Regions from separate parts of the Mus musculus genome. Here region 1 is linked to region 2. A link is a loop called in an ENCODE intact Hi-C map of the cell type or tissue named here. Cell type or tissue: gastrocnemius. All regions are shown on one strand. Links, peaks and the distances in the headings refer to the core of each region. The heading gives the core; the rest is flanking DNA.

Region 1 (16,713 bases), core at 5,506-13,505, 54 kb before region 2:
ACAAGATCAGGTGAGCTATTTAAACAGTCCTGTAACCCCTAAAGAAAAGGAAGCAGTCATTAAAATCTCCCAACAAAAACCAGCCCAGGGCAAGATGGTTTTAGCTCAGTATTCTACCAGACTTTCAAATACCAAAAACTTCTCAAACTATTACACAAAATAGAAACAGAAGGAACATTGTCAAACTCATTCTATGAGGCCATAGTCACCCTGATACGTAAACCACACAAAGAGGCGACAAAGAAAGAGAACTTCAGACTAATTTCCCTTATAAACATTGGTTCAAAAATACTCAATAAAATACTCAGAAACTGAATCTGAGAACTCCTCAAAACCATCATCCACCATGATCAAGAAGGCTTCATCCTGGGGATGCACAGATGGTTCAATATATATATATATATAAATCCATCAATGTAATCCACTATGTAAACAAAGGGAAAGAAAAAAATCATATGATTCTCACTGGATGCTGAAAAACCTTTTGACAAAAATCTAACACCTCTTCATGATAGACGTCTTTGATTCATCAGAGATATAAAATATATACATAAACATTATAAAAGCAATATACAGCAGGCTAAAGGCCAACTTCAAATTTAATGGATAGAAACTTAAAGCAATTCCAGTAAAATCAGGGACAAGACAAGGCAGCAGACTTTCTCCCTAATCAACATAGTACTTTTAGTTTTAGATAGAGCAATAAGACAACTAAAGGAGATCAAGGGAAAACAAATTGGAATTAAAGAAGTCAAAGTGCTGCTATTCACAGATGATATGATAGCATATGTACGTGACCCCAAATTTTCTAACAAAGAAACCTATAGCTGATAAATACCTTCAGCAAAGTGGCTGGATACAAAATTAACTCAAAGAAATCAGTAGCCTTCCTTTATACAAATGATAAATGGGCTGAGAAAGAAATTAGAGAAACACTCTATACAATACCCACAAATAATATAAAATATCTTGCTGTAACTCTAACTATGCAAGAGACATATTTGTATGACGAGAACTTCAATTCTCTAAAGAATGAAATTGAGGAAAATATCAGAAGATGAAGATATACTCTCTTCCTGGATAGGGTAGAATTAACATAATAAAAATGGTCATTTTTACTAAAAGCAGTCTACAGGTTCAGTGCTATTCCCATGGAAATTCCAGCACAGTTCTTTACAGACCTTGAAAGACCAATTGTCAACATCATGTAAAAACAAAATATCCAGGATAGCTAAGACAATGCTGTACAATATAAGAACTTCAGGAGGATTCACCATCCCTGATTTCAAGGAAAACTACAACACAGTAGTGATGAAAACTGCATGGTATTGGTATAGAAACAGACAGGTTGATCAATGGAATAGAAGAGAAGACCCTGAAAAACCCACAGGCCTAGACAAAACCAAAACCATACAATAGAAAAAAGAAAGCAGAGGCCCCTAGGTCTTTATATACCCCAGTATAGGGGAACGCCAGGGCCAAGAAGTGGGAGTGGGTGGGGAGGGGAGCAGGGCCGGGGGAGGGTATAGGGAACTTTCAGGATAGCGTTTGAAATGTAAATAAAGAAAATATCTAATAAAAATCATCGGGTTATTGAATGTAAAAAAAAGAAAAAAGAAAGCATCATCATCTTCATCAAATGATGTTGGTCAACTGGATGTCTACATATAGAATAATGCAAATAGATCCATATTTATCACCCAGTACAAATCTCAAGTCCAAGTGAACCAAATACCTCAACATGAAACTGGATACACCAAATCTAATATAAGAGAAAGTGGGGAAGTGCCTTGAATTCATTGGCACAGTAGGAAAATTCCTAAACAGAATACCAATAGCTCAGACAAAGATCAACAACTAATAAATGGGACCTCATGAAATTGAAAAGCTTTTGTAAGACTAAGTCAACAGTCAACAGAGCATAATGACAACCTATACAACGCAAAGAGCTTCACTAACCCTTCATCCAACAGAGAACTAACTCAAGAAATTAGACAATAATAAACTAAATGACCCAATTAAAAATGGGGTACAGAGCTAAACAGAGAATTCTCAACAGAAGAGTCTCTAATGGCCAAGAAGCAATTAAAGAAATGCTCAGAGTCTTTAGTCATCAGGGAAATGCAAATCAAAATGACTCACCAATCAAGATGGCTAAGATAAAAAACTCTCCACATGCTAGAGAGGATATGAAGCAAGATGGACACTCCTCCATTGTTGGTGGGAGTGCAAACTTGCACAACTACTTTGGAAATCAATTTGGTGGTTTGTCATGAAATATGGAATAGTTCTACCTGAAGAGGCTGGTATACCATTCCTGGGTATATACCCAAAATAAGTCCACCATACCACAAGGACACTTGCTCAACTATGTTCATAGCAGTTTTATTCATAATAGCCAGAAACTGGAAACAACCTAGATGTCCCTTAACTGAAGAATGGATACAGAAAATGTGGTTCATCTACATACTGGAATACTATTTAGCTATTAGAAACAAGGACATCATGAATTGCACAGGCAAATGGACGGAACTAGAAAATATCCTGAGTTAGGTAACCCAGTCCCAAGAAAACATGCATGATATGTACTCACTTATAAGTGGACATTAGCCATAAAGTACAGGATAACCACACCACAATCCACAGACTCAAAGAAACTGTGTAGTGAGTGCCCAAGAGAGCATGTATGAATCTCACTCAGAAGGGGAAAGAAAACAGTTATCAGAGGTGGATGGATAGAGGCAACTGAGTGGGAGAAGGGGTGAGCGGGGGTATATGGATTTTGAATAGGTGTCGTGGGAGGGAGTGGGAGAGGTCTGAGGTGGGAATGGAACTTGGTGAGGGCATTTCAGGAACTAGCTGGAGACCTGGGGTTGGGGAGGCTATGGGTATTCTCTGTTGGTAACTCTAGCTGAAACTCCTACCAGCAGGAGATAGAGAGAGTGAAGCACCACATCCTGTAGCCAGGTAGGACTTCTAGTGGAAGGAGGGGTTTGAGAACATCAACTGACCCACAAAACCTTCAACACAAAATTTGTCCTTCCTACAAGATGCACAGGGATAAAGATGAGCTGAGACTGAGGAAGTAGCCAGCTAATGACTGTCCCAATTGAGACCCATCCCATGTGAAAGAGCCAACCCCTGCCTGACACTATTAATGATACTCTGCTGTGCCTTCAGACAAGAACATACCATAACTGTCTTCTGAGAGGCTTTACCAGCAGTGAATGGAAACACATGCAGCTATCTGTGTCCAAATATCAGGTGGATCTTAAAGACCTATAGGATCAACTAACCTGGATCCATAGGGGCTATCAGAGACTGAACTATGAACCAAAAAGCATACACAACTGGGCCTAAGCACCCTGCACACATGTAGCAGATGTGCAGCTTGGTTTCATGTGGGTCCTCTAACAATTGTAGTGGGGGCTGTCTCTGTTGCTTGCCATTGGATCCTCTTCCCTACCTGGGAGTGCCTGTTTGGGCCTCTGTTGAAGAAGAGGAACTTAATTCTGCTGGGACTAGATGTTCCAGGGTGTGGTGGTACCCAAAGGGGGGTTCCCACTCTGGGAGGAGAAGGGGAGGGAGTAATGTGGGGAGGAATTTGTAAGGTGGTATAGGGAGAAGAGGATGGAGGGGACTTTAATCTGCATGTAAAGTGAATAAGTAAATTATTGAAAAGGAGAGATTACACAAATGTATGTGTATATTCAAAATATTATTACCGAGTTTATCACGGTTGTATTTTATTAATTATATACCAGCCAAGCTAGTCTTGGAGATACTAAACATATCAATACAGAGCTTAACATATATTGAGTGTCTATAGTTAACATCTATGAGAAAAATATTTTACAAAGCTCTATTTTTAGGAATAAAAGGATACTTAGTCGGGCATGGTTGTGTACTTTGTTAGCTGAGTAGGATTGTGAAGCAGTTTCTAGCCTGCTAAGGCTTTAGCTAAATGACACCTTGTCTTACAAAATTTTAAAAAGGAGAGAGAAAGAAAAACACAAGCTGGCCTCAAATTTGTGATCTTAATGCATCATCCTTGGAGCACTGTCATTATAATTCCAGAATTATAAATTTCATTAATGAAGCTATGCTGAGATGTACAGTTATTGTACAGTTATTGTAGTTAATTAGTGAAGTTCTCAGATTTCATCAGAGAAGTTTCTTTGGATAGCAGTTAACTGGTTACAGTGTAGAGAATAACCAGTCATGAGGTATACAGCCACAAATGGGATATCTGTATGGGCAGTATAAATGGAAGTTGATGAGTTATTATAATAAAAATAGACAGGAAGTTGGGATCGGGTGTGGAAGTATAAGTGAATCTCAGAGAAGATGGATGTGAATTGTATCATGAATTTCCCAAAGAATTAACAAATAGAAGACTAAAAAATAAATATTTTGTGCTGGAGACGTAGCTTAGGTGGCTGAATGCTCAAGTAGTGTGCACAAAGTTCTGAGTTTGATTCCAGGCACTGCATGAACCAGGCTTTATGTCTTTCAGCTCTGACTCCAGGATTTTGAAGGTGGAGTCATGAGGATCAGAAGTTTAAGGTTGACCTTGACTACATAGAGAGGTACTATACTACATAGTCAGCTTGGGTTATGTCAGACCTTCCTTTGGGAAAAACCAAAACAACAAAATATTCTTTACCTTTATTTATTTATTTATTTATTTATTTATTTATTTATTTTTGAGATAGGGTCTTTTTTGTGTTTTGTTTGTTTGTTTGTTTGTTTGTTTGTTTCAAGACAGGGTTTCTCTGTGTAGCCCTGGCTGTCCTGGAACTCACTCTGTAGATCAGGCTGTCCTGGAACTCAGAAATCTGCTTGCCTCTGCCTCCCAAATGCTGGGATTAAAGGCGTGCGCCACCACGCCCGGCTTTAAGACAGGGTCTTATGTAGCCCAGGCTGATTTTTAAAAGGCCATGTGTGTAAAAGACACTAAGAATGAACTTAAACACCTGATTCTTCTGCCTTCACTTCTAAAGTGACAGATTACCATTGTGTACTACCATGTTGTTGCTGGGATTACACATGTTCACCACCACTCCTGGCTTATGAAGTGCTGGAGAACCGCAGGACTTTATGAGTTTATGTACATGTTCTCTAACAACTTAGCTTCACCCCTGACCTCTTGTTTTTTCATTGTCTCACGTGTGTCTGGTTGAGTTTGGTCTAGAACTCACTATGTAACTCAGGTTGCCCTTAAATTTACAACGATCCTCTTGCCTTAGCCTCTCAATTGCTGTGAATATAAATGTACAATGCCATGTCTGCCTTCCCTGTTTGGAGGGAGAATCTTATGTACTCTAAGCTGGCCACAAATTCATTATACTGCCTAGACTGGCCTTGAACCCTATATTTTCTTGTCTTCCAATCACTGGATTATGCATATGTCAACATGGTCTGTTTTTCATTTGTTTGCTTTTGTTTCCTGAGACAATGTCTTCCTACATGTCTGACTCTGTCCTCAGGCTTACTATGAGCCTAAACTCTCCTTAAAGATGTAACAATCCTTTTGCCTTCATCTCCTGAGTATTGAGATTGTAGATATGTACCACCATGACAGTCTTATATTTCAACTTTCACATAAGTTACAGTCATATGAAATAACCCGAAAAGAGGTTCATGAAATCTCAAATGAAAACTAGGTTGCAAATTAGATTTTTTTCATTAAAAAGACCAGGAGAAGTATGACTAGTAAAATCATTGCCTCCGCAATCATAGTAGGAAAAAAAGAACAGGAAATCACCTTTTGTCTTGTATGTATTATAAAATAATCAATTTATTAAAATTCAGTGAAATTACAACATAAATGTCACTTGGTTATATGGGACGTGTTTAGTTTCCCGTAACTCCTGTGAAAGACAATAACAACATAAACTTGGTTGTCAAATACACACAAACTTATAATCTTACAATTCTATGTTTAGCAGTTCCAAATGACTCTCACTGGGCTAAAATCAAGGTGCTAGTAGGATTACATTCTTGTGTGGGAGATCCGTGGGAGAGTTGTTTTCTTGTCTTTTTCAGCTTCAGAGGTTACCTGCATTCCTGGAGTTGTCATCAGTCTGCCTGTTATTTCTCACCGCCTGCTCTTCTGACACTCTTGTCTACTTTCCAGTACATTTGTAATTGCATCGAGACCAGCAAAAGTAAGTTAGGATAATATCCCCATTGTCGCTCAACTGATTACTAGCCTTTATGAAATTTGAAACCTTAATTTTCTGTTGCCATGGAAGACTATGTATTCATAGTTTCTGGGGATTCAAATCCGGACGTTTGGGGAAGGTCATTACTCTGCTACCATGGAATCGAAGGATAAGAGCTGCTTCTGTGACTAGTGAGGTGCAAACCTAAGAGTGGAGATTGCTGATTTATCTGCAGAAGTCAAATATGATGTCAAAGGCTCATCTCGAAAGTACACAGTACAGTTTGAAGGCAAGCCTGTTGTGTTCACTTTGTACCTACTCTGAGCCCAGGAAGCAAGCAGATACCTAATTATTTAATTGCTTTACCCTTTTCGTGTGTGTGTGTGGTGTGTGTGTGTGTGTGTGTGTGTGTGTGTGTGCGCGTGTCTTTGTATACACTCATGAGCACCATGGTGCACATGGGAAGATCAGAGGTCAGCCTCTAGTTGTCAATTTTCCCCACCATGTTGATCCCAGGGAGAAAATATGGTCCATCAGGCTTGCTGACCTGTGTATTTACCAAATGAGTAAACTTATCTGCTCCCTTGTTTAGGTTTTAAAGACAGGGCCTCCTTCTGTAACCTAGGCTGACCTAGAACTCAAAACAATCCTCATGGGTCAGCCTCCTGAGTGCTAGAGTAACGAACATAAGCTTCCATATGCAACTGGATATGCTATTGGATCATTACATAATTCACATGGGTATCAAAATATCACATTAGACTCCATAAGGCTGTGCATTTACACATGTATAAAAAGCATTAATATTTGCTATTTCTAGTGATTCAGGCCTAATTGGGAAGCTGACTAGGAGTATATCGAAAGTCAAGGCCAACCTGCTTTACATAGTGAGTTCTAACCCAGATAGGCCTTCGTAATGGGAACTTATCTCAGAGAGAGAGAGAGAGAGAGAGAGAGAGAGAGAGAGAGAGAGAGAGAGAGAGAATCTTCTTTTCATTTTTTTCTACACCAGAGTCTTGAACAGCTTGCAACTCTCTTCCTATGGCAGGTCTGATCCTGCAGCAGCAGTGTTGGGGTAGATTCTGAGCTGTAAAGGCAAGAGAATGGCAAGGCAAGCAGTCAAAAATGTCTCTTGCTGTTTGACAGAGTTTGATTGAAGGAATGCAGCTGAAATTGAAACCAAAAGAGGCATTATGCTTCCAGAAAAAAAAAAAAAATCTCGTGGTAATGTACTGCAAGCAACATATCGAGAGCTAAAGGACAGGGTGGAAAGATTCAAACAGTTTCTGTGAAAGTTGGGGACTAAGTTCTCTAAGAATATTGTAGCACCAAAGTAGTTCTACATCACAAGGATTAATACTTCGTATCTCAAAAATAGAGAGTTGGGTTCTAGCTGAGCTGCTTGTTTGTCTAGAATACATGAATCCACAAGTTCAATCCTTAGCACTGTGTAAACCAGGAATGTGTTAGGACATACTTGAAATTCTAACACTCAGAAGATTGAGGTAGGAGGGTCAGGAGTTCAAGGTTATTCTCCAAATTCCTAGGCTCAATCCCCACTACAATAAAGAAACACAGAGAAAGAAAGAGGTGAGGAGGGAGGGAGGTAGATAAGAAAGGAGGGAGAGAGGGAATTATGGATGGATGGAGGGAAGGAAGGAAGGAGGGAGGGAGGGAGGGAGGGAGGGAGGGAGGAAGGAAGGAAGGAAGGAAGGAAGGAAGGAAGGAAGGGAGATCAATTCTTTTTTTTTATTAGACATTTACTTTATTTATATTCCAAATGTTATCCCTTCCTGGTTTCCCCTCCAAAACCCCCCATCCCACCCCCCTCCCCCTACTCACCAACCCACCCACTCCTGCTTCCCTGTCCTGGAATTCCCTTACACTGGGGCATAGAGCCTTCCCAGGACCAAGGGTCTCTCCTCCCATTGATGACCAACAAGGCCATCCTCTGCTACATATGCAGATGGAGCCATGAGTTCCACCATGTGTACTCTTTGGCTGGTGGTTTAGTTCAAGGGAGCTCTGGGGGTATTGGTTAGTTCATATTGTTGTTCCTCCTATGGGGCTGCAAGCCCCTTCAGCTCCTTCACTCCTTTCTCTAGGCTCTGCCAGTGCCTGACAAATACAGAGGTGGATGCTCTCAGCCAACCATTGGACTGGGCATAGGGTTCCCAATGAAGGAGCTAGAGATTGATTCTTAATTTGTTAAAAATGTGCTTGTTTTTGTTGTTTGCTTCAGGGTTGCTATTGCACCTATGCTAGGAAAGCAATGTACCACTTACTTACATCTCCAGGCCAAAATTATGCTCTTTGCGAAACAACTTTCTGTAATTTCCTAGAAATTACTCATAAGACTAAAATCCCTGTGAAACTGTTGTGGCTGCTCTCATCCTGTGATGCCTTTCCAGCCCATTCTATTACCAGAGCTCACCCTGGTAAGCTGGCAAAGAAGCATGTCTAAAGGGCCCATAGCCAGATGTGGTGGCTCATGTCTGTAATTCTAATACCTGCAAAGGGGCATGTGAAGTGGAGTTAACACAACTTTGAAGCATCCTTAACTGCATGGTAAACTCTAGGCCTTCTAGACTACAATGTGAGACCCTGTCTCTGTATTTTTCAAAAAAATGTAGCAAGGCTGTGGGGACCACTGGGGTGATAGCTCAGTGGGTAAAGCATTTGACATGCAAGTTTGAGGACCAGAATCGGAATCTCCAGAGTCCATTTAAAGGTGGACATGCCCCAGTGGAGGGGAATGCCAGGGCCAGGAAGCAGGAGTGGGTGGGTTGGTGAGCAAGGGGCAGGGGGGAGAGGATGGGAGGAGGATGTTTTTTAGAGGGGAAACCAGGAACAGGGATAACATTTGAAATGCAAATGAAGAAAATATCCAATAATAATAATAATAATAATAAAAGCTGGACACGGTAAACGTATGTCTGCAATCCCAGAGCTCCTGAGGAAAAGACCAGGAGGACAAGTCCTTGCTCCTAGAATGTGGTGACTCACACCCCAGGTTGTTCACTGAGTTCCACATGAGTGTCATGGCACATGCACACATGCACTCATACACAGGCACATGTATAATTGTATACATGTATGCACAAACATCATACACATACTACTAAGTAACAAAAGTCAAATAAAGTAATACATTAAAATAAAACATAAATAAGTAAATAAATAAATCAGAAATATATAAATGGCAGAGGCATTTCCCCGTAGATGAAAAGAATGAATGGCACAGGATGTATGAAAGAAAAGCAAGATACAGTATTGAGCAAGATGATATCTATGGAGACCATCTTTCCAAGGCTAAGGAAATATCTACATAGGACACCTGCTACAAGTAAGGCTCTATGTATGATAGTAGCTAAAGGCTGGATTTCCTCTATCTGTGAGAACTCGTTACTAGTTTGCAGACAAGAAATGTCTATTCACTCTGTGTCTTGTGTGCATTTCTTGTTTTTATTAAGTATTGTATAAGTGTTTCCAGTGCTACAAAAATATTGTCCATTCCCCAGAGTCCTCATCTAGTCCTGGCTTTCTTCTAAGATGCATCAGCAGTGGTGGTGGTGGTGGTGGTGGTGGTGAGGTAGGGGTGGGGATCACTTGAAGAAGATGGCTTAAACAGCATGATAGCACTGTGTTGACTTATCTCCAATGGACAGCCAAGGGGGGGGGGAAGTAACGTAAGAACTATTGATTACATCGGCAAATATTCTTTGACTGGACGTGGCAGCTTCCATCTACAGCCCCTAGACTTAGAAAGCTTAGACAGGATTGCTGCAAAGTTGAAGGCAGTGTGGGTTACATAGTGATTACTATGTCAGCCTGGGCTACAAAGCGAGGCTGTGTCTCAAAATAATAAAAATTTGAATTAATTAATCAATTAAAATTAATACCCCCCTTTAAGAGTGCAGGGGTCTATTTGGGCTCACAGTTTGAGGCTACAATATGTCCTGGTGGGGAAGGCATGGCAGTAGGAATTTGAAACAGCTAGTCCCATAGTATCCACCAGAGACAGGGATGAGCGCTCAGCTCATGCTCTGCTTGCTTCTTCCTTTTCAGTTAGTCTTTAGCATCACAGAAGGGGACTCTCTTTGTTTAGGATGGCTCTTGGTGCTTTGTTGTGTGGCAACCAAGACAAGGTCTTAGTTTGTAACCCAGGCTGGCCTGAAACTCCTGCTCCTGCCTCCTATGATAACCTTCTTGAGCCACCAGCTCTAGCTGCCATTCTAAACTCTTAAGAGTGACCTTTGTTTTTAAGAGTGACCTTTGTGACATTTCTTCCTTCCCTCGGCTCTTACAAATTAAGTTTCTTAAAAAGTAATGTATTTGGAAGTGAATAAGGCAGATGATGGACATGGGAAGCCCAGATCCTGGGCCCCAATCAGATCATTTTTTAAATTGAAATTTGATTTGATTTTATGTGTATAAATGTTTTGCCCGCATCTATGTCTATTTACCATGTGCTTGGCCAGTGACCACAGAGGCCAGCAAAGGACATTAGACTTCAGGGACTGGAATCATAGACAGTTATGTACTGCTATGTGGGTACTGGAAGCTGTACCCAGGTTCTTTGGAAGAGCAGCCAGTGTTCTGAAGTATCGAGTCAGCAGAACTTCTTTTTTAAAGGGGAGTATCAGTCTGTGGCACAGGATCACACTATTCAATCCTTCTATTGGCCTGAAAATGGAGCCCTTTCTGTCTCTTGTGCTGTCTCCTGTGGTGGAATCGCCCATCATCACTCCCCACACTTTCTTTGAATTAGACAGGATTTTTAAAAAGAGCAGAAAGACTCGGTGCCCTGGAGAGAAAGACCCATCCCAGGTAAGGTCTGGTTTTCCTCACTGTCTCCTTATAACCACTTCGTGTCCCACAAAACTATTCCCTCTTCTGTCCTACACAGAGACTTTCTTTGTTTTGGCAGTGTAGGGACAGAAGCATGGTTGTGAGAATACTGGGCAAGTGCCCTGCCATTGAGTTTCATTCCAAGATGCCAACATGGAGCTTTGAGACAGAAAAGTCCCCCATCTTTTCCACAAGACCAGCTGTGAATAAATCTATTTCTTTTAACTTACTTCTGTCTCTGGGATTTTCAGTCGAGCAGTGAGCAGTATACAACTTCAGTTTCAGTAACAGAACTAAGTTTCTGGCTTTCCTTTTCCCAAGTAATTTATTGTCTTACCCCTTACCTGATTTTCCATAAGGGTCTCCTAGTTTCCAAAGAACAGCAAACATATCTGTAAAACATTGGCAAAGAAAGGCAAAAATAACGAATAAAATAAAAAGAAAACTGTTAAGGAAGAACAGTTTGTTCCTAGTCCTTCATTAACTTAAAAGTCTATTCTAGTTAGAGAACTGTCTGAACTTTGATTCCTCCACAAAAAGCAAATGAGCTTTAAATCATTATAAATGTGAAGGAGCGTCACTAGCCTTCATGACAAGGTGATCACAAGTAACTGCCTTTCCCATAACAGAAATATTTAACACATATGATAGAAATATAAACAGAGCAATGATTTGTGATGTCTCAATATGTTCTTCCTTGCTGAAGGACTGTTCAACTAGCTTTAATCAGTAGTAAGGGCAAGCAGACAGGAAAAATAAACCGTGAAAAAAAAAAAAAGAAAAAGAAAAAGGGCAGAAAGCATGGCACTGTCCAAATGGTAATACTAACAGTGCCTATCAGTTCCAGAAGTATAGCTTTGTTCAGGTTGGACTAGGAGTTTTATAATTGTTTTGGATTTTATTGGCACAAAACACCCATCTTTCTGTGAATGTGACCTTTCATTGGAATTCCAAAGCTAGTGGGAAAGTTGATATTCAACTTTGGGCAAAGGCAAAGGGGTGTATACTCATTTTATACCAACTTCCAGTAAAGATACTACCACTCTTTGTTGTGTATTTCACAACCAGATTACATAACTTCCCCCGGGTATGTCAGCAGCAGCAGGTAATGTATTTAAATAACATCAAAAGTACACATGGGTACTGGGCTTTTATTTAGGGAGGTCTCAAATGCACTGCATCACTCCCTGTCTTCCCTGTTGGTATGTAGAATGGGAAGATAAGAAGGCAAGGATGACAAAAGGGTCCTTACCAGTCTGCGAGGAGAAAGTCATGAATGAGTTCCCTATCTGTTTCATTGTCCTCTCAACCTAACACCCACACCCACATTACATAAGGAGTTCCTAGCACATGAAAGAGGCTCTTTATATTGCCTCAAAAATGACACAATAATGATGTGTTTCTCAGCTTTCTTTCCTTGTATTTACATGCCCAAAGCCACACATGATTTCCCCTTCTGTTCCGACTGGGACTTTTCCTCATACCACATTCACACTGTCTTAATCCATTTCCTTGAGAACCTAACATTTTAGTGACTGTCTTTCAGTTTCTGATATAGTTCAGCTTTAAACATGGTGAAAAATATATTAGATGGAGAAGTGCATCAAGCAGGAAGTCAATATTTGCTGAGAGCCTGCTACTGGCCTCCTACCTTTACCCAATGACAAGAGGATGAAATGCAAGAAGTCGTCTCTTATTCATGAGACTGATTCTATCCTTTGCCAACAATGAGGAATTTTTCCTACCTCACTAGTTACATAAAGACTGAGCTAAAGAGATTGCTCAGTGAATAAAGTGATCTGCTTTCAGTCTTGATACTCAGAGTTTGATCCCTGGTACCTACATACAGTGAGGGTCTCAGCATCAGATGTATAATGTGAGGACATGACTGCTCCAAACATGGTAGCATGGTTCTTATTATAGCTACTGAGAGCTACAACAGCAGGGAGAGAAAGTAGACCTAAATAGTAGACTGAGCCAGGCCATGACAGAAGTGAGGGAGAGAAAAAGTGGAGAGAGGGAGAGAGAGAAAGAGAGAGGGAGGGAGAGAGAGAGAGAGAGAGAGAGAGAGAGAGAGAGAGAGAGAGAGAACTAGAAGAATGGGCCAAGACAGAGAGGATCAAGGAGGGCACATGATCAAAATGGCAGGGTTATATAGAGATGAGAAGCTGGGGAAAAGGAAGCCCATGAACTACAAGTTTAGGGGAGGGGGAAGGGTGAGAGGAGCTGAGCAGACCCAGGATACCAGCCAGATGGACTCTGAAACAAGTATTTGTGATGCTGAGGGAGCCTGGAGGCCAGCATGTGCTTTGGTATGCTAATAGGCAACCACAGTTAGCCTTTTGTCCTGAGTTTCCTTTGGACCTGACAGTTCCCTCCTGGTGGAGGGAGAGAACTAACTCTGGCAAGCTGTCCTCTGACCTCAATTGAGGTGTCACTCCTTGCCATGCTCCTGTCACTGGCACACATAGCAAAGAAAGAGGAAGGTAGGGAAGAGACAGGGAAAGAAATTGAGGGGGAAAAGATTGAGGAGAGAAGATTGAAAGGAGAAGGAGTGAAGCCAGTCTTGGTGACTCCTATAACTTCAGCCCTCAGGACACTGACGCAGGAAGATTGCAGCAAAAGCGAACCTAAAGTTAACCTAGGCTACACTGGGAACTCTAGATTCCAGCCTGGGCTACAATGTAAGATTCTATTCTAAAAACAAAGAAATAGGGTCCAAAGAGATATCTGAGATATTAAGAGCACTGGCTGTTCTGCCACAGAACCCAGGTTCAATTTCCAGCACCAATGTGGTAACTCCAGCTCCAGGGGATTCAATTATCTCCTCTGGCATCTTTATTTTTTTAATTCATTATTATTATTTTTTTGGCTGTCATGACTCCCTACCCTCATTTATTTTTATTTCATACGGACACACATGTGCCTGAGTGCATGTGAGTGCACCATGAGTATGTGGGTACCTTCAAAGGCCAGAAGAGGATGTTGGATTGGTCCAACCTTGGGGTTGAGGTAATAATGGTTGTAAACCAGTTAATATGGGAGCTCTGAAGTTATCAGTTAAATTCATTTGGTCCAAAACTTGTGTTAGTTTCACTGTGACTCTGTCTCCTTTGGCATATTAAGGCACACACTCAGAGAGAGAGGGGGGGGAGGGAGAGGGAGAGAGAGAGAGAGAGAGAGAGAGAGAGAGAGAGAGAGAGAGAGAGAGAGAGAGAGAAGGGAGCAAGCAGCCCTCTTTATAGTGTGCCATTTTACCAAAAGCTGACTGTTGCCAGCTAACTGTGGGGGTGGAGTTTAGACAGAATGCTAAGGTCATGAATGTATGGGTACCACACAGACCGGAAGAGAACATCAGATCTCCTAGAGCTGTGGAGTTATACGTGGTTGTGAACCTCTTGCCTTGGGTACTGCAAACTGAGCTAAGATGCTCTGGAAGAACAACAAATGCTTTTAGCTAATATGTTGTCTTTCTTTTACTGTTGTTGTTGTTTGTTGGTTTGTTTGTTTGGGGTTTGGTTTTATTGTACTCACACTCCTTCTCTCTCTCTCTCTCTCTCTCTCTCTCTCTCTCTCTCTCTCTCTAACTCTTCATAGCTCCTCCTCCCATATCTCTCAATAAATATGTCTTTTTTTTTTTTTACAATCTATTGAACCCAATTAGTGCAATCCACATATACCTGATTATGGGATCATACATTGGAACATGGCTAACCCATCAGGTGTTTCATCCACCCTTAAAGAAAACTGGCCATCCCTCTACTAGCAGCCATTAACTATTAGTAGCCCTCTAGCTAGGGATGGGTCTCGCATGCTACTCCTTCATATACTCTGGGTCTTATTGTTTTTGAAATAGCAACTTACTATATATTTCTGACTAGTCTGGCACTTACTATGCAAAATTTTCCTGGGCAGGTAATGGGAAGTTTTATCCTGCCCTGTATGCTTGGCAGCAGCAGTTAGCCATGGCCCTCTTCTGGTCTCTATGGACTCCAAGTTTGAATTATGTTCCTATTTATATACACACATAAAAAACACTGATACTCGTGACATGGACAGTAAGTAAGTCTTTAGCAGAAGAGTATTAGTACTGGAGAAAAGCAGAAAAGGGGGATTGAATCAATTCTACCATAAAAACTCAGTCTTTAAAGAAAGAAATCGAGGAAGATATCCAAGATGGAAAGATCTTTCATGCTCATGAATTAGTAGGATTAGCATAGTGAAAATTACCATTTTACCAAAAGCATTTTATACATTCAGTGCAATCCTTATCAAAATTTCAACTCAATTTTTTACAGACCTTGAAAACACAATTCTCAACTTCATATGGAAAAAGCACACACACACACACACACACACACACACACACAAAATCTAGGATAGCTAAAATAATCCTGAACAATAAAAGAACCACTGGATGTACCACCATTTGTGATTTCAAGTTGTACTACAGAACTATAGTAATAAAAATTTCATGGTACTTGTGTAAGAACAGAGAAGTTGATCAATGGAATCAAATTAATGACCTAGACATAAATTCATACACAAATGGACACTTGATTTTTCATAAAGAAGCCAGAAATATACACCCCTTAAAAAAGCATCTTTAAAAAATGGTGCTGGTCAAACTGGATGTCTGCATATAGAAGAAGTCAAATAGATCCATATCTATCACCCTTCACAAAACTCAAATCCAAGTGGATCATCAAAAACCTAAACATAAAATCAGACACACTGAACCTGGTAGAAAAGAAAATGGGGAACAACCTTGAACACACTGACAAAGAGACAACATCCTGAGCAGAGCACCAACAGCACAGGCACTAAGATCAACAATTAATAAATGGGACCTCATAAAACTGAAAAGTTTCTGTAATGCAAAGGACACCATCAAAAGGACAAAATGGCAGCCTATAGAATGGGAAAAGATTTTCACCACATCTGATAGATATCTAATATCCAAAATATATAAGAACTCACGAAACTATATATTAAAAATCAAATAACCCAATTTTAAAATGGGTTACAGATCTAAACAGGAATTCTCAATAAAGGAAGCTCAAAGGGCTGAAAAACACTTAAATGTTCAACATCCTTAGCTATTATGCAAATATAAATCCAGACAACTTTGAGATTCTATGTTATACCTGTCAGAATGGTTAATATAAAAAATTCAAGTGACAGCATACACTGGTGAGGATGTGGAGCAAGGGAAACACTCCTCCATTGCTGGGAAAGTGAAAACTTGCAAGGCATTATGGGAATCAATATGTCAGTTACTCAGAAAGGTGGGAATCGATCTACCTCAAGACCCAGCTATACCACTCCTGGGAATATACCCAAAGGATATTTAACCTACCACAAGAACACTTGCTTAGCTATGTTTATGTGGCTTTATTCATCATGGCCAGAAACATGAAAGAACCTAAATGTCCCTTGACAGAAGAAGATATACAGAAAATGTGATACAGCTATACAATAGGATACTACTCAGCTATTAAAACCAAGACATCATGAAATTTGTAGGCAAATGCATGGAGCTAAAAGATATCATCCCAAGTGAGGTAACCTAGACCCAATAGGACAAATATGTTATTATTCACTTGCAAGTAGATATTCGCTGTTTAGTAAATGATAATCAAACCACAATCCACACACCCATTTTTAGTATATGCCTACTTACATAAGATCATCA
Region 2 (17,180 bases), core at 5,968-13,967:
TCATGTTCTTTATATTCTTTAAAGTATTATTATTATGTTGTTGTTGTTTGAGGCAGGGTCTCATTTTGAAGCCCTGACTGATCTGGAACTTCATAAGGAGATAAGGTTGGCCTGGAATTTGTGATCTAGGAAGATCATCTCCTCCTCTGCCTCTGGAGTGCTGGGGTTCTCTACAGCCCTTTACTCCTTTTTCGGCAGACTAGTTTCAAACTCTTGTCAATTCCTTGCCTCAGCCCACTCATGGACTTGGATTAAAGACATAAGCTACTATGCCCAGCTAACATTACCAACAATGAGAAACAATGCTTTGAAAATTATAGATTATTAATAATCAGGATAGAGAGTTTTTAAAAGTCATGTATGCATGTTGCTCTCATGTGGAAGAGGTTTACCCGAAGTTTTACTAGTGTAATGTGCGACCATAAACTGTTTTCTTTTTTTTTTTTTTGAAAAAAACACAAGACAGTTTCACAGATAGGTTTCATTTTTCAAAAAAAGAGGAAGAAACACCATTCTGTGGCCCAGTGTGGCTTTGTCAGTTACCTCCTGCCCATTTCCTGGGACTTCCCACTCCTTCTTTAGAACAAACTAGACTTAAGTGAAACAACTCTTGTTCCATAGGATCAGTGATACTAAGAAGGGGGCAGATCTTAGTAGCCTCTTCAGTGAGAGACTTGAGAGCTTTTTGAAAAGAGCCCTGTCTGGCTAGTTCTTCTCTATTAGATCAGTCATTGTGTTGCTGCAGGATCCAAGGAGCAGACTCCGGTGAAGGTAAGGGAGGCACTGGGCTCTTTGGTTCTTTTATCAACTCTTCTCCTTCCTCTTCCCACGCTTTCTTAGCCTTTGATCATTAGAACTCAAGCCTACGCCTACGTCATCAGAAAGGATTTCTTAGCTTACTAAATTAGAGTGACTAGGAACTTGATCAAATGTTTAGTGAGGCTAGACAGTTAAGTAATAAAAATTAAGCTAAACACGTCCTTCCCTGACATCCTTATGTCATTTTGGGTAGTTCTAAAAACAGTGTTCTGGTTTATTTTACTGTTGTTGCTGCTATTGCTTGCTTTTGAGCACTGACTCTTGAACTCTGGGCCTTGTACATACTAGGCAAACAGTTAGAGTTAAAATTTTATTTTCTAAAAAACAAGCTCATTAACATCTGGCCAGATAGACCAGATAGAGCTTGAAATTTTAATCTCCTGAATAGTTGGCACTATAAGTTTAAGGTCCAGCTTAAAATGTTATTTCTAATTTATTTATTTATTTATTTATTCACTTATTCATTTATTCATTTATTTTCTTTGCTCTAAGATCTCACTCTGTAGCCTAGACTGATTTGCCTCAGCCCTTTACTGTTGGGATTTCAGGTGTGATCTACCATGCCTGCTAAGTAACACAATTTTAAGATACAGGTCTGCAATGAAGCTTGAAGTTCTATGAGTAGAATAACAGTAAGAGATTTTATTTGTAAAGTCTGCTAGATGTATAATACATACTGAAAGGTTGGATTCATGTAGTCAGTTCCTCAAAATAACTCACAATTTGTGTTTGTTTGTTTCAAAGGTAGGGTTTTACTGTGTAGCTCCAGCTGATCCAAAACTCGCTATGTAGACCAGGCTAGCATTGAATTCATGGAAGTCTTCCTAGCTCAGTCTCTTATGTGCTGAAATTATAGGTACAGGCCACTAGGCAGAGTATAATCTATTCTGTTTTAATTGGAAAATTTGACTGATTTGGTCAAACATCTTTCAAATTACTTTAATCAATTAATTTTTAAAAGTTGGAAGCCGGAGGACAAATTTATTAGTGTTGAAAAGCAAAGACCTTAGGGCAGGCAAACTGCAAATCTCAGCAGCTGACCGAAGGAGGAAGAAGGACAGGAGGAATAGATTGTCACGCCATGTGATTTAAGCATGTTCAGAGGCATGCCTAGACCATGGGTAGGAAAGAAGAGAAGGAAACATTATGTTTTTCTGAGTAATTCAGAAAAGCAGGCAACTTAGCCAAACTCTGTGGCCGTGGCTCTGTGACTGCATCTTTTTTTTTTTTTTTTTTTTTTTGAGATGGATTCTTTCTTCCTTGGTAATGCACACTGGACTTCCTGCTTCAGTTTCCAAAGTGCTAGGATTATAGGTGTGCACCAATAAGCCTGATTCTGATAACAGTTTACATGTATGCTCCACCCCACCCCACCCGGTGTGTGTGTGTATGTGTGTGTGTGTGTGTGTATGCGCGCATGCGAGAGTTGACACAAAGTCTATTTGTGTAGCCCTGGATGGCCTTAAATCATACTGCGTAGCCTAGGATGTGTACAAACTTGCAGCGATCTTACGCTTCAGACTTCTCACTACTGAGATAACAAGTCAGCACTACTGTGTTCAGCCTTCAAAACCTTTCTTTTTATAATTTCATCAGTTCTGTTTTGCTACTGCTACACTGTTTAAATTCTACATTTTAATGAGAAGGCCTAACAAGCAGAATATGCAGGAACGCCATGGCTCTTGACTTCAGTTGTGCTGATGACTTAGAGAAGAGAAAAAACATATTATATTCCCATTGAATTTCAGTCTCGATGATTCAGTTCAGCAAGCTTGTGATAGTGCTATCCTATGTGGCAGGAAATATTAAAAGTGAATATGGTTTATAGTGATACGGCTTTTCAAACTGTTATCCGGATGGTTTGAGGAAAGCTTTCATTTGGTATTAAAGACAGGGAATACATGGGTGCATGAAATTTACTTTAGTCGTTTTTTGTTTTGTTTGTTTGTTTCTTTTTTGTTTACCTCAAACATCCTTCCTTTTGTGCACATCATCTGTCTATGCTTGAATCCGGACTTGAGTTGGTTCGACTATTCATATTGATACTCTACTGCATTTCTTGCATGAGCCTCTCTGGAACAATTGTTTCCAAGATTTTTTAGATATAAAGCTTTTGTAGATATAAAGAGTATTGAAAACTGTGTAAACATCCATAGCAAGGTGGAAAATATTTTTGTTTGGTTTTATGCGATGGAGTCTCATTTAGTAGAGACTGTCCTTGAAACCCCTAAGTGACTGAGACACATCTGGAACTCCTGATATTCCTCCCTCTACCTTTCCAGTGCTAAGATGAAAGGCATATACCACCACACTCACATGAACATCATCTTTAAAACAATCTATTGTGACATGAATGGTTAACAGATTTGTAATACTCTTCAGAACTACAACAACCCCTCAATCTCACAGGCCTTTAATCCCAGCACTTAGAGGGCAGAAGCTGGGGACAGAAGCAGGTGGCTCTCTGTCAATTCAAGTCCAGCCTGGTCTACAGAGCCAGTTTTTGGACAGCCAGGGCTACACAGAAAAACCTCATTTCAAAAACCAAACTAAATATAAAGAAAAGTAAAGAAACAAACAATTATCCCTTTCTGTTCCCTTGAGATAATATAGTGAGCATCCACGTCTCCATCAAGTACATTAATTTGGCACATTATTTTGCCATGTTTATTTCTCATTTTTTCCCTGTCTCTCTCCCTTTTATGACATTTTTGAGAGTATGTTGTTGGCTTCATTACACATACCATCCATAAATTCTTGAGTGTATATTTTCTAAGAACACAAGCAATGTTTTACATAAGGATAATATAATTATGGCATTGAAAAAATGTAAGATCAAGCCAAGGGTGGGGACTCATGCCTGTAATTTGAGAACCTGGGAAGCTGAAGCAGGACAACTGATGTGAGTTCAAGGACAGCTTGAGGTATGTACTGAGTCTCGGGCTGACCCAGACTACAGAATGAGACCTTATATCAAAAAATGGAAGAGAAGTGTGGATTTATAAACTAGAAAAGTTGTTCCTTATTTTGAAAATCTCTTTTTTCTAAAAGTATATTTAAAATATTTTTAAAAGGTGCTCATAGGTTTGATTTTTCAAATGTAGGAAGTGATAAGGAAGAATATAAAGAAACATCAAAATTATGAAAGAATATATTTACTAATACTTCTGTACCAAAGTCCACACATTCTGAAATGAGTTATTTCCTAATCAGGTAAAGCTTTTAGATGTAGTTATTGTCTTTTAATATAACGATACCAGTACATTTGAAATCAAAATTATTTACTGGTAAAGTCAAATAGAAAAAGAAGAATTTTCTTTGTTCTTTTGTCTTTGACAAACAGTTTTTCTATGTAGTACAGGCTGGCTTTGAACTTGTGGTGGTCCTAAAGCCGCTGCATCTTGAGTGCAATGTATATGGTCACATATCATTACACCCAGTATAAAACCCTGCCTTGAAAAAAATGCGTGGCAGAAGAATAGTTAGTCACAAATTTTGTTTCATAACAGGAATTGAAAAATGAATGAGTCAGGGAAATGCAAATTAAGACTGAATTGAGAATTCATCTCACTCCTGTCAGAAAGGTTATCTATCATCATCATCATCAAAAAAAAAGGCAGCAAATTCTGGTAAAAATGCTGGGACAGATGAACTCTACTGTGCTTCTGGTGGGATTGTAAAAATGGGAATGCACTAAGGAAGTCAGTGTAAAGGTACTTCAAATAACTGAAAATAGAACTCAAGTGTGTTGACTCATACATGTAATCCCAGAGTTTAGAAGGCCAAGGCAGATGGATCACCACAGGTTGAAGACCATGTCTTAAAGAAAAAAAAAAAACTAAAGTAGAATATATGACTCATCTGTATCACTCCTGGGTATATAATTGAAGTCCTCTAAGGCAGTGTACTACAGAGATACTTGCACATCCTTACTTCTTGTTTTATTAGTTATGATAGTGGAGAAATGGAAACAGCCTAGATGTCCATCAGCCAATGTTTAGATAAAGAAAATAACAGATATACAAAATGGAATTTCATTACGCTGTAAAGAAGAATGAAATCAGGGTGTTTGTAGAAACGTCTCTAGTGCGCATGCGTATTAAATCAAGAAAGAGGTCATGTGAGGGGAAAAAGAAACCTTAAGAGGGAAGTGTTAGGGGAGAGACAGGGTAATGAGAGAGAAACAGAATTAGCAACAGGCAGGCAGGAAGGATGGAAGAAGGCAGTAGAGGATGGGGATTAATAAGAACAAAGTATAATGTCATATATGTATGAATGTCTGGTAAAGAAACTCATTACTTTATATGCTGACTTTTTTAAAAAAAAAAAAGCCTAATAATATGAGGCTGCGAAGATAGTTCAGTAGATAAATTGCTTGCTGTGAATTTGAATTTGGTTTTCAGAATCTGAATAAAAATGGAACATGGTGATGTGCCCTTGTAATCCCAAGGCAGGTGAGGGGCAGAGACCCTAGGGCTCTCTGGGCACCCAGCCTAGCATAATTGGTGAACTCCAGGCCAGTGGGAGCCGTTGTCCCACAAAACAAGGCTTCCAGTGCCTGAGAAATAGCATGCAAGCTTCATCTTTACCCTCTGCAGGCATGAGCACCTTCACATATGCCTGTATCTGCATACACATTAATAATACAAAAGAAATACAGACGAGTAAGATGAACTATTCAGGATATAATCTAAAATATACCATTAAGCCATTAATTATTTCTATCTCTAAAGAATAGAGTTTATATTTTATTTGTTTGTTTGTTTGTTTGTTTGTTTTGCTTTTGAGACAGCCTGTTTCTATAGCCCTGTCTGGCCTGGTACCTGCTACATAGACTAGACTGGCTTAGACTGGCTTAGAATCATAAACAATACTCCTTGCCCCAACTCTTCAGTGCTAAGATTATAGATGTGTGCCATCATGTCCAGAAAGAACAGACATTTTATTTAGGTTTTATTTTTTGAGCTGTTGGGACAGAGTCTCATGAAGTCAGGCTGGCCTCGAGCTCATTACATGGTATGGCTAAGCTTTTGATCCTTCTGCCTCAGCTTTCCCAGTGTTAGGATTTCAGGTGTGTGTTATCACTCCTGATAGTGCATGTCTCTTAGCCTAACATTCGGGAGGTGGAGGCAGGAAGATCATAAGTTCAAGACTGTTTTTGGCTGTGTAATGAGCTTCATGTTAGCTTGGGCTATATAAGAGCCTGCACCCTGAACACCAAAATTCAATTTAATAATAGCTGTATTCTAGTAAGTTTGCTGCTCAAAATCTGGCCTGAAAAAATATTCACAGACACCTATCCAATATTGCACATAGTGGCAAAACAAGAAAAAAATAAGCATGCATTATTTTAAAGGATTTACTACAGTGAAAGAAGTTTGTAGATGTTGAAACAGATGAAATTGTCACCACTGTCTAAAGGCTACTGTTTCTTCTTATTATTTTGAGATAAGCTCTTACAGCCCATGCTGGTCTTAAGATCACTATGTAATCAAGAATAGCTCTTGATTCTCTCATCTCTGACTACTGAGTGCTGAGATTACAGGTGTATTCTGACCCACAGCTGTGAGAAATTTGTACTAGCAGACTTGATGGCAAAGATCAAGATCATCTATGAAGTAGCATCCAACATTTTACTTTGATCTTTTTTTTTTCCTACCAGATTATACAACACAGTGTTGGGTAGTGGTTCCAGCTCACTGCCTCTATTTGTGTTTGGTCACTGGAGGTGTCCTTTGTACCCATCTCAGTCCAGCCTTTTCCAGTGTCTTAGTTTGTCATTACTGAAAGTATTCTCCAAGAGACAAGCTATGTTCTAGCACACTACCATCCCAAATGCCTCCCTTCCATACCAATCAGCAGTCTTTCTCTTTGCCATTGCCATTACTCCTTTCTTACACACAGTTTCCATTATTTTAGTGATGGCATTGGTTGGGATTTTATTAATATCCCACATAATACTGTTAACTATCTTGCAATAAGGAAGATATGAACGTAGAGTCCTTTTCTAATTTAGGTAGAGAGAGTCTCTGAAGTGCTATGTGTTTGAGGTGAGACCCGAAAATTATGAGAGATAGGCCAGGGTATAACTATAGAGTCTAAGCTCTCAGGACAGAAGAATAAATTATCCCAAGGATGGTAATTGGGATAGGTGGACCTGGGATAGGCTCAGCACAGCCAGGGTCTCCAGTCCTGTTGTGAACAGGCAGAGATGAGATTAAGCAGGCAGACCACACATCACGGGGGACTGACATATCTAGATGTTTGGTTGATGTGTAAACAGTACATTGGTAAAATTAAATTACCTGTGGAAGGTAGCTGTAAAATCAAGACTAATGAAATACTAGGCTACAGTATTGGGACGAATTCAGGAAAATATTAATATTGCTATATTCAAAATGGAGCATAAGTTGCTTATTAATGAGCATTGACATACAAAATATAGACGTCACTGCATCTTCTTCCTTTTACTTGGCAAGTGCTGTTGTTATTAACAGGGATGATGTCGTTTTCTCGGAAGAACAAAAGTGCTTGGTATCACAACTGTGTGATATTAACTACTTTCAACTATGCAGCAGAACAACATGCTCTAAATACAGGCTTTGGAGATTATAAACATGGCTTTCAACCTTGCTTTCAGTAGACAGTAGCTGCATGACCTAGGAAGGGGAGGTTTTCCTTCATACACCTTTCAGTAACATATAATGTATTAATTAAATAGTCTATATAGTCCATATACTAACACAATTTATTTTGATGTTGTCATCGATGTATATTATACATGTTGATGATATCCTCTCATAATTTCCATGGTCTGCCCTGCTACTCCTGCTACCTCTCTTTATTTCCCTCAAATGAACATTTTTATCATCTATCACCTTGTCAGTTCCTCACTTGACAGCTATGATAATATTCAATGTCCAATATTGTTGAAAGATTAGAAGTCAAATATAGAAAGTAACCAAAGAGGAGTTGTTATCAGGATGTCTGATCCAATTTACTTTATCTGCATTTCCCCCTTCTTTTCCTGTTTTTCCTTCGTATCCTCCTATTGTTCTTTTCTTTCCTTCTTTTTCCTCCCCTGTCTCTCATGAGATCAGTTCTCTAAATTAAGTCCATGCTGGTTCTGAACTCATGATCTTCAGCCTCAAATTCCCAATGCATAGGGTCAGGGTATGCCTCACCAAGTCCTTCTGTGCCTGCCTTTGGTTTGCTTGTTGTTTTATATCTTAATTTAAGACAGGGTCTTATCTAAAGCACAAGCTAGCCTGAAACTTATAATAACCTAGCCCAGACTAACTTTGAAGTAAGCAATTGTTCAAGTGTTGGGAATATGCTACTACACGCAGTAGTTGATTAAGGTCAAAGTTAACCAACCCACAGACCAGGACTCTGTTTTTATAAAGTTTAATTGGAATACAGCCATAACAATTTGTTTGCATGTTGTCTGTGTCTGCTTTTCTTCTACGATAGCAGAGTTGCAACAGACTCTGTATGACCTATAATACCTTAAATATTTGCTATCCCTAACAGGTATTTTTTTTTCCTTCTGTGGTTGGACCTAACAGGTATTTTTAGATGTCCCCTTTACAAAGTCCCTTCTCTTTATCTCTTTTTGCTTTGTTTTTCTTTTGTAGTTTATAAAGGTTCTCATTATGTAGTCCTAGCTGGCTTAGAATTTGTAGACAAATTTGGCCTTAATTTTTTGATCCTCCTGTCTATGGTTCCCTAGCGCTGGGATTAGATATGTGCTATCATTAGGTTCTCTAAAGAGAAAATCCTGTGTTTCTGCTCTAGAGTGTAAGTCAAATGCATGTCTATATACAGAAGTTATAACAAGAATTTCATGGTAATGTATACAGACACATACATAGAGATCTAGAAGGAAGAATTTATATTGAAGTTTCTTCAGAAAACCAAGTAAATGATTGAACAAAGTACTGTACTTTAGCCCATACTTCTAGTTTATGAACTTGCAAACCAGGCTAATTTTGGTATGCCACTGTCTGGTAATGATTAATGTAGGCTAAATCTGCCTAGAACATCTAATCAGCAGATGTCCTTGAATGTCTTCTTTTCACACTTAACCAGTGATAGAATCTAAACACACACACACACACACACACACACACACACACTCACACACTGGGAGAGAGAGAGAGAGAGAGAGAGAGAGAGAGAGAGAGAGAGAGAGAGAGAGAGAGAAAGAGAGAGCAAGCTTCCATAAGATAAGAAATAAAACTTCAAACAATAAGGTATATGAACAATTTAATCAGTTAGAATCAGTGCCTCAAATAAAATTAAGTATGCCTTTGAGATATCATGATAGCTTTATTTATTTATTTTTTTAACATTTCATAGGCAATAAAAATTATTAAGAAAAATGCTAGAAACAAACTAAAATCGTCCCAGGAAGTTTTTATTCTCTGTTTTGTGTTTTTTTTAATGGATTCTGTAATTCAAAACACTGTGTTCATTCTAGTGGTCCATTTGTTGTTATAAGATGAAATAATTTTTTAAAAACTAAGTTAAAATAATCTATCTATCTATTATTTATTTGTGTGTTCATATAATGGCACTTATGTGGAGCTCAGAAGAAAATTTGCCAAAGTTGGTTCTCACCTTCTAGCAAGTGGGTTCTGGGGATCAAAGTGAAGTCATCAGGCTTGGCAGCAAATGTTTTTACCTAGTGAACTGTTTTACCAGCTTTACCTGAGACCCCCTTTTGGTCAGGGTCTTGCTATGTAGCCCAAGTTGGCCTCAAACTCACAGCTGTGCTCCTGTGTCAGTTTTCAGAGTACTGGTGTTATAGGCTTGGGCTGTAACGTGCAGCTCAAATCAACTGTCTTTGTATATTTCTGTTTCTAATTTCTGTGCAGCGATAGTCTGCACAGCTTAGGAACTTTCAGAAAGCTCTGTGCTGTGCTTTCTACTGCCCTCTGCTGCCAGTTCTCAGAAACATCAGATTCTGGGTAAATTCACCAGCCCTCTTCCTAAATTCAGGCAATAGTCAAGTTTCAGGACTTTCTAGAGATAATGGAATGCTCACTTTACACACAAGCAGCCTAGTGTCTGAAAAGTTAGATAATGTAACTGTAAATTCTGTTTTCTGACAAATAGTGTCTGACTGCCTCGGGACACTGGATAAATTGTTCCAAAGCTGCTCAATTTTAACACCTGAAACTAAAACGGGATCTATTCAGTACTTCCGAAACTCCTGCAGTCTTTACAAAGATCTGTGACAAGGCAATGTGGTGTCATTATGGGGCACAATTAAAAATACCAGTAATTCCCTGAGGTCCCGACTTCCTCTTTTTGGAAGCTGATTTTATTATTGACTTTAGGTAGTAACTTACCTCTCTGGTGGAATCAATCTTCCTCCTTCAGTCTCTCCCTCTGTCATTTCAGACATAGTCTCTCGATGGAGTCCTTGCTAGTCTGGATCATAGCAGAGAAATGGAGCTGGCCTCCTCCTGTGTTTGTCTCTCAAGTGCTAGCCTTATGGATCTACTTCATCATACTGGCATCCCCTAGACATGAATATTTGTACTCAGATATCCCATCTCTTGTAGGCTTAAGAGGAACGAAGCTAAACATGCCCCCAGCCCCATTTCAGACAGCACTAGTGCCATATCTCAAAATATCCAGGCTCAAGGGTGCTGCTTATGCTATTGAGGCGGAGTTTTACCACGTTCACCTAAGCAAGCATCAAAAGCCAGAGCAATCTTCCCCCTGGCTCTAAAGTTATTTCAGGCCCCCTTTTCACCTTCATTTCCACATTTGAGAGCTTTTGTTGATTTATATTTGCTTTGGTTTCAAGGCAGTATCATATAGCTCAGCCTGGCTTCATATTTGCTATGGAATCAAAATAGACTTTGAGTTCTTGATCCATCTGCTTTTACATTCCAAGTGCTAGGAATATGGGAGTACTCTGCTATGCTTGGTTCCCAGTCCCTCCCATCTCTTCCCTGTCTCGTCTGTTGCCTTGATCTCAGCTCCTGTGTCAGATGGAGAATGAACCCAGAAGTCTCCTAGCTTGTATCCATAGCTACAGTCTGTCAATCTCACCCAAATTCATTCATCTTGACCTTTACTGTTAGACTTCAATACACCCTGATAATATTTCCTTGAATGTCAGATTGGGAATCCTTGGTTTTGAAAGATTGGGACCAGAAGAGGTTTGTTAAAGATTTTGAAATACTTGTGTCTTTCGGAAAATGCAAATTTTATGTATCATTCTGTACATACACATGACACCAAAGACAACTTTATACAATATATGTTTTGTGTGTGTGTGTGCCTGAACTGTGACATGAGATGAACTGTCCATTTATGGTGTCATATTGGCAGTAAAGATCATTAAAACATTGGAGGATATTTGATTTAGGATTTTTTTATTAGAAATTCTTAACATTACCTGAAGTTCAATGAAAGGCTTTCAGCCTTGTGTCTTTCAATGGATTTCTCCGACACTATTTCTCACTCTTCCCACCCAGGGGATAAATCTATCTCTAGACACTAGGATCGATTTTCACTTTACGAATCTGCACTTGGCTTCATATACATGAATGGCTGCCTGTTGTTGTTGTTGTTGTTGACAGTCTTAGCCTGTAGCAGAGGCTGGTTTTAATTCCCAAGTGCGGGGATTGTACCCTGCTCAGCTAGACTGGTGGAAACTCTACTTATCATAATTAAGATAATAACAAATCTCTTCACAAATAACAAACTTCTTCACTATTGTGAAGGCACGGAGACCATCAGTGCTTTTCATAAATATTCCCGCACCTTGAGAGAGAAGCGTCTCCCACATCAGATGGATGAATCTGAAGAGTGGGGGATACACAGTGGGAGATCTGGAACCTATCTGAATGGGAACAGGGGAAAGAAAGTCAAGTTCTTCAAGAAAGGCTCTCAAGGCATGTGCGACTCTGAAAAATCACACATTACAGACTGTCACTGCCAAACATGAGAGTAGCAAGAGAGACTTATTCACTATGTTGCTAGTCCCTCTTGTCTCTGACCTGCCCACTGTGTTGTTAAGAGAGTCCTGTGCTTCAGAGCCCACTGAAGGTCACTTTTGACAGCCTCTCATTCCTTCACCAAAATCCAGTTGTACAGAAAGTATCACCTTTCTGTTTCTTCTTAGTTACTCTAAAATATTTTTCTTTAGTTTTAAAATCTTTTTTTTCTTTTGTGGAACTTGGATTGAATTCAGGACTTTGCAACTGCTAGGAAGGAAGTACTATGACACTGAGTTAATTCTTCAATCCTAATTTTTTTTTAAAAAAACGTTTATTTTTAGTTTAGTGCCTGTGTGTATGTATATGTAACACATGTGTGCCTAGTGTCTGAGGGTGCTAGAAGAGGCTGTTGGACACTCTGGTTAGCATACAAATATGTGTTTCATTAGGACACATATATGGAAACCTATTCTTTATTTTCATCCACCCTCCCACTGCGATTTCCTTCCCTCTTTGCTCCCTTGGTTATCTTCTTCCTCTCGCAAACATCATGTAATCCATTGCTGTTTCTGGTTTCCCCTTGTGCTTTAAGTCATATTTCCTACCTCTCTACTTTCATGTTCCCTCTCCCTCTCCCTCTCTCTCATTTAAATCTATATAAGAAAAATGACTCATCTTTCTAAATATATTTCACTTCATATTCTGCTCTTCACTTGCACTCATTTCCTGTGAGTATCAAGTTGTCATTCTTTATAGCTGAGTAAAATGCTTTTATACGTACACACACCACTTTCTCAATCTAGTTATCTATTAAAGGATATTCATGCACCTAACTCCTTATCTTGGCTACTGTACTGGCTAGTTTTGTGTCAACTTGACACAGCTGGAGTTATCATAGAGAAAGGAGCTTCAGTTGAGGAAATGCCTCCATGAGATCCAACTCTAAGGCATTTTCTCAATTAGTGATCAAGGGGGAAAGGCCCCTTGTGGGTGGGACCATCTCTGGGCTGGTAGTCTTGGGTTCTATAAGAGAGCAGGCTGAGCAAGCCAGGTGAGGCAAGCTAGTAAAGAACATCCCTCCATGGCCTCTGCATCAGCTCCTGCTTTCTGACCTGCTTGAGTTCCAGTCCTGACTTCCTTGGTGATGAACAGCAATGTGGAAGTGTAAGCTGAATAAATCCTTTCCCCCCCAACTTGTTTCTTGGTCATGATGTTTGTGCAGGAATAGAAACCCTGACTAAGACAGCTACCATGAATACATATGAATTTTCATGTATCTATATGGTACATGGACATCAGGGTCATCAGGTATCTATTCAGGAGTGCTGTAGTTGGCTCACATGGTAATCTCATTTTAGTTTTTAAGCGAACTTCTGAATCGAGTGGCTGTACCAGTTTAGATTCTGCATTAGTGACTTGTATTGTTGCTGTGCCAAAATGTCTTGACAAAAGCAACTAAAGGGAGAATGGATGTATTCTGTCTCATGGTTCAAGGTTTTAGTGCATCATGGTGGGAAAGTCTTGGCAGCAGGAGCAGGAGAGAAGCAGGAGGCAGCTGCTCTCATTCTGTGTGCAGTCAGAAGTTTGTCTTTTAAGTAATTCAAGATCGTGGCAAATTGGCAACCATTATTAACCTTTACAGATGTTTCTTCTTTACCCAAACCCTTGGCAGTATTTGTTGTTTGATATATTGATGAGAGCCATTCTGGCTAGGTTATCGTAGAATGTCAAAGAAGTTCAAATTTGCAATTCCCTGATGGCTAACAGTGTTGTCCTTCTTTTGGTAACTGTTCTTTTCACTTGTACATTTTTAAAAGAATTATTTATTTTATGTATCTGAGTACACTGTAGCTGTCTTCAGACACACCAGAAGATGGCATCGAATCTCATTACAAATGGTTGTGAGGCACCATGTGGTTGCTGGGAATTGAACTAGGACCTCTGGTAGAGCAGTCAGTGCTGTTAACTGCTGAGCCATCTCTCCAGTCCCACTTGTACACTGGTTTGTTTGTTTGGTCATTTGTTTTTCAAGGTAGGGTTGTTCTACCATGTAGCCCTCTTTGCCCTGAAACTTGCTCTGTAGACCAAGTTGATCTTGAACTCACAGAGATCTGCTTGCCTCTGCCTCCCGAGTGCTGGGATTAAAGGCATGTGCCACCACTGCCCTGCCACTTCCTTTTGAATTTGTTAGGTATGTTGGATATTAGTGCCCCCTGGAGGGGATTGCTGGCAACAGTTTGAGAGATAGAAACACACACACACACACACACACACACACACACACACACACACACACACTTATGCCTATTCTGTTCTCTTACTTGGAATCTTTGCTTCTTTATCTCAAAGTTGGGTTCATAGCTTCCTATGTAGGAAGTACTCTTTGTCAGTCAAAGTTTAATCCCATCACAATGTTGCAGGTGATGAAGCTAAGGAACTTTCAAAGGGACCAGATTGAGACCTTTACCCTGTATTTTCAGGTCTTCGTCACCATCAAAGAAAGAATTGGGAGACAGGATAAGATAAGGAATTGAAAACAAATATGCTTATGGGGCGAGTGCAGGCTTCTCAAGCTGAAGGAATCGTGGAATTTCATTCATTTATTTATTTATTTATTTATTTATTTATTTATTTATGTCTTTGAGCCACGACATCTTTCTGTAACCCAGGTTGTCCTGGTAACCAGTTGTCTTTACCTCACAGCACTTTTACTGCTAGGGATCTGGACTCAGGTTCTTGTGCAGTTGTGTCAAATTAATTCATTTCCCCAGCCCATGGAGGTATCTATAGCAATGATAATATAAAATATATTGATAATATAATGAGAATGATAGAGCAACAGTTAGTTAGTGGTTATCTTGGTAGATTATGTTTATCCAAACTGTGTTTTGAGGTAAACACATGTTTATTCCATTCTTTTTTTTTCCCACTGTCAGAATGGTGACATGTTGTTCTGTTGTAGTAAAGGTCTACAGTTGCATCAGCCCTTAACAACTGTGCAGTTTGCCTTTTTTATTCCTTTGCCTATCAGGTTTATCTCAGTGGCTTCCTCCACCCAGGTTTTACCTCTGAGTTCCAGGATGCTCATATGTAGAACTAGAAGATCAGTTAGGAACGGGCATATGTAGAGAATAGCTTTGATTTCACCAGGTCATCACACACATATCCTTGGCAATGTCTTCATGTGGCCCCTGGTTAGTGCTCTTTGTAGTTCTGTCTGCAATATTTCTATCCTAACTGTAGGCATCTTTCAGGTACACGGGCTTTCAATATCTTTTCAGTTTGTAAGGAGACTTGATAAGGTAGCCTCAGGACTGCATGCCTATCTGAACCATGTGCCTGTCTGATTTGCATCTTGTTAGGCATGAGAGAATTTCTGAGAGTTCCTGTTTCCTCACTCTCTCCATGGGAACTAGGGTATGGAGAGCAAAGGAAATCCTGAGTAAGTGAAGTTCTGCCTGAGTGAGCATGTGTTGTTGGCATGGGCACAGCCAACTCAAAGACCCTAACCTTAGGACCAGAAGAAAATGGCAAAGCCTTCTTTGGATGTCCAAGTGTGGGCATTGGTAGTGTGTGCAGGAAATGTCTACCATAGCTTTCTTCCTTCAGATATTTACAGCCTGAAGGCTTTTACCTTATAGAGGCTGTTCCTACTAGGATTAGCTAAATCTGTTTCCTTCTTTCAGTTACATGCCATAACACCACTTTCTTCTTTATCTGTACGGAATCACCCATCCTCCTTGTTCAGCCATATGCATTAATGCCAAATCTCTGTTCAACTCTATGTAATTGTCCTAGCTAGGGTTTCTATTGCTGTGACAAAACCCCATGACTGAAAAGCAAGTTGGGGAGGAAAGGGTTTATTCAGCTTACATGTTTGCATTGCTGTTCATTACAGAAGAAAGTCAAGACGGGAACTCAAACAAGGAAGGATCCCGGAGGAAGGAGCTAATGCAGAGGCCATGGAGGAATGTTGCTTTCTGGCTTGCTCCTCATGGCTTGCTCACCTTGCTTTCTTGTAGAACCCAGGACCACCATTCCAGGGATGGCACCACCCAAAATGCACTGGGCCCTCCCTCATCAATAACTAATTAAGAAAATTCCTTAAAGCAAATCTTATGGAGACATTTACACAACGGAGTCTCTCTCTATTCAGCTAACTCTAGCCTGCATGTCAAGTTGACACAAGACCAGCCAGCACAACAAAAAAACACGCTGAGCTCCTGGGGTGCTGTGGTTTTTCTATTAGAAAACCTCATCCACCTGACTTCAGTTTTTCTATTTGTGTTTCTCTGTGTGTTTGTCTTTTCCCTATACACTCTAGTCAGGTCCATCGCAGGAGCCTTTCTGGACAGGGCAGTTGGCTACTGACTTCATAATGCTGACCCCAAAATATTACGCCCTAAGCTTTTAATGCTTTTGATGTTAGATTATGAAGTTCGAAATCTCAAGTTATAGTATCTCAAAAATCATTCTTTTATTATTAGTACACTCACCTCTCTCTTTCCTTTTGATTTATATGAGACATGATTGGGCATAGGCTCCAGATCCTTCTGCCTCGACTTCCTAAGATCATGGATGCATAGCTCCATGCTTGACATTTAGTTTCTGTTTGCCTGTGTGTTTTGAAACAGGATCTCACTGTCAACTTTTGTTTTTTATTAGTTTTTTAGACTCTCTCTACGTGGTCCCAGCAAATCTCTGCCAAGATTCTCTAAAATTTATATAGTAATTCCAAAGTCAACAGTGAACTTTTGCCGTGATTCGCAGTGATATTGAGCCTGTAAGGAGAGTGGCTTGCTGCAGCCTGGTGGGGACGGGTTAGGGAAGTTACTTTCTCACTATTAGAGCTTCTATGGTCATCTTTGTTGGCTGGCTAGTTATTCTTTCATGTGTTTAAACTTTATCTTTTCATCTGGAAACTAGTTTTATTGAGGTTAGAACTGTACTTTGAAAGTATTTCTTTAAGGTTGACATCATATTTTCCTTTTTGTCCTTATACTAAGAATACAAGCATGATTCACAGATTAGTTGAAAACTTAGCTTTGTACCTTTCTGTTGCATATTAACTTTGCCTACATTTAAGCAACTGGTGAATCTGATTAATATACTTTGGAAATAATTCCAAAAAATACAGATACTTATACATTATCTTTGTACAATTTTTAAAAGGAACATTCTAGTTACTTGGAAAACATGCATATAAAAGAAGGGCTGAAACTTAAAAACCATAACGTTGTGTACCTTTAACAATGATACTTCTTTTGACTTTTCATCTTCAGTGTCAAATCGACAGGTCTGTTTCAGTAGCCCAGCCCTTGTGATCAAAGACAACCAGCTCTCCTCACTGTCGCCCATTGCTCAAATTCCAGGAATGCCACTGTGTTCCTTTTTTTAGAA

Evidence for each region. Peaks named below come from ENCODE experiments on the same cell type or tissue, not always from the same donor. Only the 100,000 strongest peaks of a DNase experiment are listed, where the experiment ranks them.
Region 1: a loop joins it to region 2, with 4 times the contacts of the local background. A loop is called at or near these places in 3 of 42 quality-filtered maps.

The regions. Positions count from the first base shown.
Region 1 is chrX:85,815,880-85,832,592 of GRCm38, forward strand. It overlaps Gm14762 (predicted gene 14762), which reads left to right and starts at 10,782. Exons shown (of 2, transcript NR_152196.1): 1 at 10,782-10,997. It also overlaps a transcript of 5430427O19Rik not described here. In gastrocnemius, for the core only: no CTCF peak of the experiment used is centred there; no DNase peak of the experiment used is centred there.
Region 2 is chrX:85,869,666-85,886,845 of GRCm38, forward strand. It overlaps 5430427O19Rik (RIKEN cDNA 5430427O19 gene), which reads left to right and starts at 608. Exons shown (of 2, transcript NM_001163539.1): 1 at 608-771. In gastrocnemius, for the core only: a CTCF peak has its summit at 9,756 (motif pointing left); DNase peaks (open chromatin) are centred at 9,745 and 13,279.